2 separate regions of the Mus musculus genome follow, and region 2 is linked to region 1. The links are chromatin contacts, found by POLR2A ChIA-PET in ENCODE. All regions are on one chromosome and are shown on one strand. Each heading gives the region's core, a stretch centred on a gene start or an enhancer-like site at or near the end of the contact. The rest is flanking DNA. Distances are from core to core; before and after follow the strand shown. Region 1 holds the start of Trmt44 (tRNA methyltransferase 44). Region 2 overlaps Acox3 (acyl-Coenzyme A oxidase 3, pristanoyl).

Region 1 (2,700 bases), core at 132-2,631:
GAACATGTGGGCTCTAGGGATCAAACTCAGCTTGTAAGATTTGAAACGAGCACCTTTATGCACAGTCATCTCACTGGCCCTCAAGCATCCTTAAGTTGACTCCCTTGGGTATTATGCAACAGAAAGCTGACTAACAGAGTACCCCAGCTAGTTGCTGTACACCCCTACCGGCATATGGAATATAGAGATCAAGGACTCTGGCTACATTGTGATCCCCAATCCAGTACCAGCGCCAGGAACCAGCAGAGTGGTGACTATAGTATACATCTGAGATCAGCCAACCAACACAAGACCTTGGCTCTTCTGTACCCCAGAATCTTCCAGTTGACTGCTGATAGGACATCCGGGATGGGCATCACATAGTGGTGCAACAGCAGCGTCCAGCTCTTACCATTCTCCTTCGTTGTGATGGAGATGGAGTTGATACACGTTGCTCGTTTTAACCTCCAAATTCCCCTCATTATCTTCTTCCAAGGGCAAAAAGGTGACACTCCCACTGGAGACATCTGAGGGGGAAAGACAAGGCTATCAGGTCATAACTGCTCTAAACGGATCCCTTGGAAGTAGAACTGAGCAGCGATGGACAGGAGAGTAATGCTTTCCAGTCCTTAGTGGCTGTCCAGCACTGGGGAGAGGGCTCTACACTTTGGACACACCATTATAGCTAGCACTTAGACAATACAAGGCCAGAGCTGGGTGGTGGGTGGTGTGGCGCTCCTTTAATCCCAGTACTTGGAAGGCTGAGGCGGGTGTATCTCTGTGAGTTCGAGGCCAGCCTGTTCTACATAGCGAATTCCAGGCCATATAAGGCCCTGTCTCAAAAAGCGAACGCTTTTCAGTCTGTTTGCGCTCTTCCCACTACTCTCCTACCTTGCACTACCAGTTCTTTCTTCGGCTCTGTGAGTGGGGAGTGCGGGCTCGCTTTCGGGATGACAGTCCTGAGAATCAGGTCGAGCTCCTGCGCGGCTTCAGGCTGAGGACCCAACGAGGGGCCACAGAGGAAGGCCAGCATTTCCGGATTGGCGTGGACGAGGCTTTGGGAGACTCGGTCCCATAGCGAGTTCAGGTCAGCCGCGGGAGCGGTGCCTTCGCGGCTCGCCCTAGGTCCCGACTCTGGCTCTCCTTTAGGAGAAGCCTGTCCGGGTTCCCTCTCCAGCCCGTGTCCCTGTCCCTGCCGCGGTCCACACTCCGCCTGGGCGTGGGACCGCAAAGTTCTCCCGCGGGCTTCCATGCGGGCGCCGCACAGCCTCTTGTTGGCCACCTGTGGCCTCTCCAGCCACACGGTCACGGCGGCCCAGAAGCCTGCAGGTAGCAGGGCATCAGGATCGCTTAGCCGCACTCTACCCAGCTCCTCCATGGCTGCGCGCTCGGCGCGTTGGGATGACGCGACCCGGAAGCGCATTGACTCACGGGAGTTAGAGCCTGGACCCGGAAGGCCATCCCTTTGTCCTTTTTGCTGGGCGGTAGCTTCGGAGCCGCTGGCGGAGCCTGGGACGCGGGAGGAGCAGAGTGTGGGCCGCAGTGGATACAGCCTCCTGGGGTCCTCAACGACTGAATGTACAACCCCTTCTCTGCTTGCTTTCTTGCTTGGAAATAAGAGCTCCCAAGCGGTACATCCGATTCGTGCCCCCTAAATGAAATTTTGCCCCCAGAGGTTCCACCTCTCACGACAAAGCTAATAATACTGAGAGGAGAGGAAGTTACTTGAGCAAACAAGACGTAACTGATACACTCAGCAGAAAGCCACACTTATATGAAGGATTCTACAAAGCTGGTTGGCTAACTACAACTTCATGATTGTAAAGAATTGGAATGCGGACCCAAAGCTAGCATTACCTTGGGCGATTATTTAGCTCCTTTATAGCCATGCATTGCCCACCTGTGTCTGACTCCAAATTCTTTGACTGGAATACATTAACTTGCCAGAAAGTAACCTCCTACCAACCCAAAAGATAAAGCTGGCATCAGAAAACATAAGAAACCTATAACACAGACGTTCTGAAAGTATAACAAAGTAAAAACAGAATTCTAGGCCTTTAGGCCCAGGCTTGGGAATGTGGCCTTTGTAAAGGTATGCTAATCATAAAACAGATAGCGACATTCCTCTACCCACCCGCTTCCTGGGTTCAAAGAGTGCTCATTCAAAGAAAGTCACCCTGACCATTGCCATATACAAATGTGCTTTTGTTAGGGGCTCTTAGAAACTGTTTTGAAAAATAACCCTCACAATTACCAGGTATTCCTCGTGACTCTTGTAACTTTGCACTTCCTTGTGACTCTTAACTGGTATTTTTGTTATTTTCCAACAATGCCCTTCCCACCTCCTTGAGTTGTGGTTTCTTCCTTTAAATACCCCCTTACTCAGCTACTCGGGGCGCCACGGTCCTCTACCCCTTCGTGGTGTATGACCGTGGGCCCGAGAGCGCTCTTGAATAAAAATCCTCTTGCATTTTGCAACAGGCCCGTTTCTTGTGGGTGATTTTGGGGTGTCGCCTCTCCTGAGTCAGAACGTGGGGGAGTCCTCACGTTGTGGGTCTTTCATTTCTTACTTTGTTACCTGAGGTCCGAAACAAAGTATTTGTTAAATCCTTTGGAATGTACAAACTATTAGCTTCCACCAACATGAAGGCTAAAAATGTCTCCAGCAATTTCCCCTCATTGTTCTAACCCACCTACCTGTTGGTACCCATCCTTGTATTT
Region 2 (2,700 bases), core at 174-2,673, 33 kb after region 1:
GCCATCCTCGGACAGACCACCAGGGCATACCTGGCCAGAGGTGCTGTCCACCTGGGGTTACATATGTGGCACTAGGTGCTCTCAGTTGTTTTCCCTGTCTCTCCCAAAGCCCCCCTGGCAGCCTACCGCTGGCTTGTTTGCTACTTGCTCCAAGAGAGCCATCGGAGATACTGCCAAGAGAAAAAGTCCAGAGGCAGTGACTTTGAAGCAAGAAACAACAGCCAGGTAGGTCTGTCTCACCGTTGACATCTGTCCCATTTGCTCCAGTGTCTGTCTAGAGAAGTCAGCGCCTTGGCAGGCCCCACCCTTGCACCGTAGAGTGTCAGTACTAGCCTAGGTGCCTGTGGGAGAGATGTAGGGTGCTGTATTTACTGTGCCAGGTAGTAGCTGCTGCTGGAGTGGGGTGTTGGCTGTAAGAACATGGACCCACACAGTAAGGGCTTTCTGTGGGGCAGCAGCCCCCACGGCCCACCCCTCCTTCCTCACCCCTCTGTTCAGCCCTTCTCAGTCACTGTCTTTAGTGTGCCTTGGTAGGAATGGGCCATAGTACTTCCTGCTCTCTGCCCTCCCGGCTGGGTATCTCCTGCTTTCAAAGCAGCATAGGCTTGGGCTCACAGTCAACCAGCACCTACGTGGATCTAAACTCCTCTGTGGGTTTAAAAGTTCTACTGAGGCAGTGCAGTGGGGGCAGGGAAAGAGGTGCTGGCAGTTACCAGCAAGCAGCCAGTTTGGGTGTCAGAGAAGGCCACTGAAAGGGCCTTTGGTGGCTAGCTTCCCTAGGGAAGGTGATCTGTTTGTGGCTAGAGGGAATCCTGCAGAGCCTGTGGCTATTTGCCAGTCTTAACACGGGGTCCAAGAACGGGGGGGGGGGGGGGGTGAGGGGGGGTGAGAAGGGGGTTGCACTTCAGAAACCCTTAAGCATTAGCCCTGTCCAGCAGAGCCTGTACTCCATCATCCCCAGCTACAGAAGAGGACAGGCCCTGTGCCCTGGAACCACTCACAGTGCTGTAGTGATGGGCTGGGCATGGGGCCAAGGGAAAGTGGGCCATCTTGGAGTGTGTAAATGTGGTAGCCTCCCTTCACAGGGCTTAGCTTCACCCGGAGATCCTTTCTGTGGGTGCCATCCTGTGTCCCCATGCTGCTCAGCCTCACGGTGCTGACTTAGAATCGGCGTTCCAACATAGACCTCAGTCTCCAGTTCTCTGACGTCCCCCTCATAGGAGACCCAGTTACAGAGGTGGTTGATTGGCTGCCTCCAGCACACCAGGCCTCTGTCCCGATGCAGGTGTACGGCTGCCGGCCCCTGGCCCTGGCCTTCATGGAACTCACCGTGATGCAGCGATTCCACGAACATATACACAGCTCCGGTCTGTCTCCATCTCTGCGGACTGTGCTCGGGCGGCTCAGCACGCTCTACGGCCTGTGGTGCCTGAGCCAGCACATGGCCCTGCTCTACCGAGGTGAGGCTGCTACTTGGATGGCTGTCTGAGAAAGCAGTGACCCAGGGACCTTTCTCTTTGCTGAAAAAAAATCATCCTGAAAGTAGTTCTCGCCATTGACACATTCCCAGCCACATAGACCACTGTTGATATTCTACAGGAAGGCTACTGGGAGCTTGATCCCTTACTCTGTCCCCCAGTAGCTTCACGGGCCTACATGCCCCACATACCATAGCCCCATGACCCTTCTAGGCCGCCAGCCCCCCTCACATCCACCTGAAGTGCGGCTGGGCACCTGTGTGGTCTGATGCTGACACCTGCCTATCCCTATTCCCCCTGTGGTCCCCAAGCCTCAGGCCCTTGCCTCTCTCATGTCTCCTTAACCAGGTCTGACACATGCACAGGAGTGGCGGGGGTGAGGGGTGACAGGGAACCTCAGAACTGGTCTGGAGCCAGCATGTTTCTTCCCAGACATCACAGTAGACTGGTTAGTGCTCTGATACCCTGACATCTCCGTTCAAAAGGCTTCATGGGACTAAATGGAAAAGGCCTTTCTTATATGCTGTGGCCACAGGGCTGAGGAGTGTTTGACAAAGCTGTGCTTGCAGGTGGCTACATTTCTGGGGAACAAACAGGAAGAGCGATGGAGGACGCCATCCTGACCCTGTGTGAGCAGGTGAGTCACCACCTTTGTTGGGAATTCTCTCTGTCCCCACTGTGAGGCCTCTACCATCACCCCGAGACTGTCTGCCCTAGCTCTGCCATCACCCAAACGTTATTAAACTTCAGTGTGCTTGGCAGGAGTTATTTGAAGGAAAAAAAATTGTATGCATTTCAAGAAAGTCCTTGGGTGTCTCCACAGCAGATTGCTCTGTGGGGCTTAATAACGGTCTGTGTGAGGAAGCAGGGGTCACGGAACCACCGCCTCAGCTGCAAGTGTGATAGCTTTTGCAGGAGCTCAGGAGCACTTTCTGCCCCTGTGGCTTCTGGACTTCCTTTCCAGCTTCAGAAAAAGCAGTCGGCAGTTTGGCCCTAGGCTGGGGATGCGCCTCAGGGGACACGCTAACAGGCTGCACTCAGCACATCTGCCAGCTTCCCAGCCTTGCCGCAACAACAAATGCTGGCTGTCCCGAGTCAATGGCGACATGGTAGAAGTATGCAAACACACACCCAGGGAATCTATAACCCAGACCGGTGAGGCCCCACTCTGTGCCTGCTCAGGTTTCCAGTTCACTGTAGCAACCAGCAGCGGGGCTTTGTT

What was found. ChIA-PET counts read pairs that join two places held with the same protein, here RNA polymerase II (POLR2A).
Region 2: POLR2A ChIA-PET joins it to region 1 with 10 read pairs in Patski. The contact joins the enhancer-like site here to the promoter of Trmt44 in region 1. POLR2A ChIA-PET finds 5 or more read pairs at or near these places in 2 of 5 experiments (Patski and embryonic stem cell).

What each region holds. Positions count from the first base shown.
Region 1 is chr5:35,573,689-35,576,388 of GRCm38, forward strand. It overlaps Trmt44 (tRNA methyltransferase 44), which reads right to left and starts at 1,382. Exons shown (of 11, transcript NM_030208.3): 1 at 871-1,382; 2 at 392-506. The coding sequence starts at 1,357.
Region 2 is chr5:35,606,973-35,609,672 of GRCm38, forward strand. Acox3 (acyl-Coenzyme A oxidase 3, pristanoyl) reads left to right here. Exons shown (of 19, transcript NM_030721.3): 15 at 110-225; 16 at 1,286-1,460; 17 at 2,048-2,115. Among named protein-coding and RNA genes, the nearest start is that of 4931431C16Rik, 20 kb to the left of the region's middle. Within about 2 kb of position 1,424, at least 1 of the 3 ENCODE cell types and tissues checked has a DNase peak (open chromatin) inside an H3K27ac peak, as active enhancers do.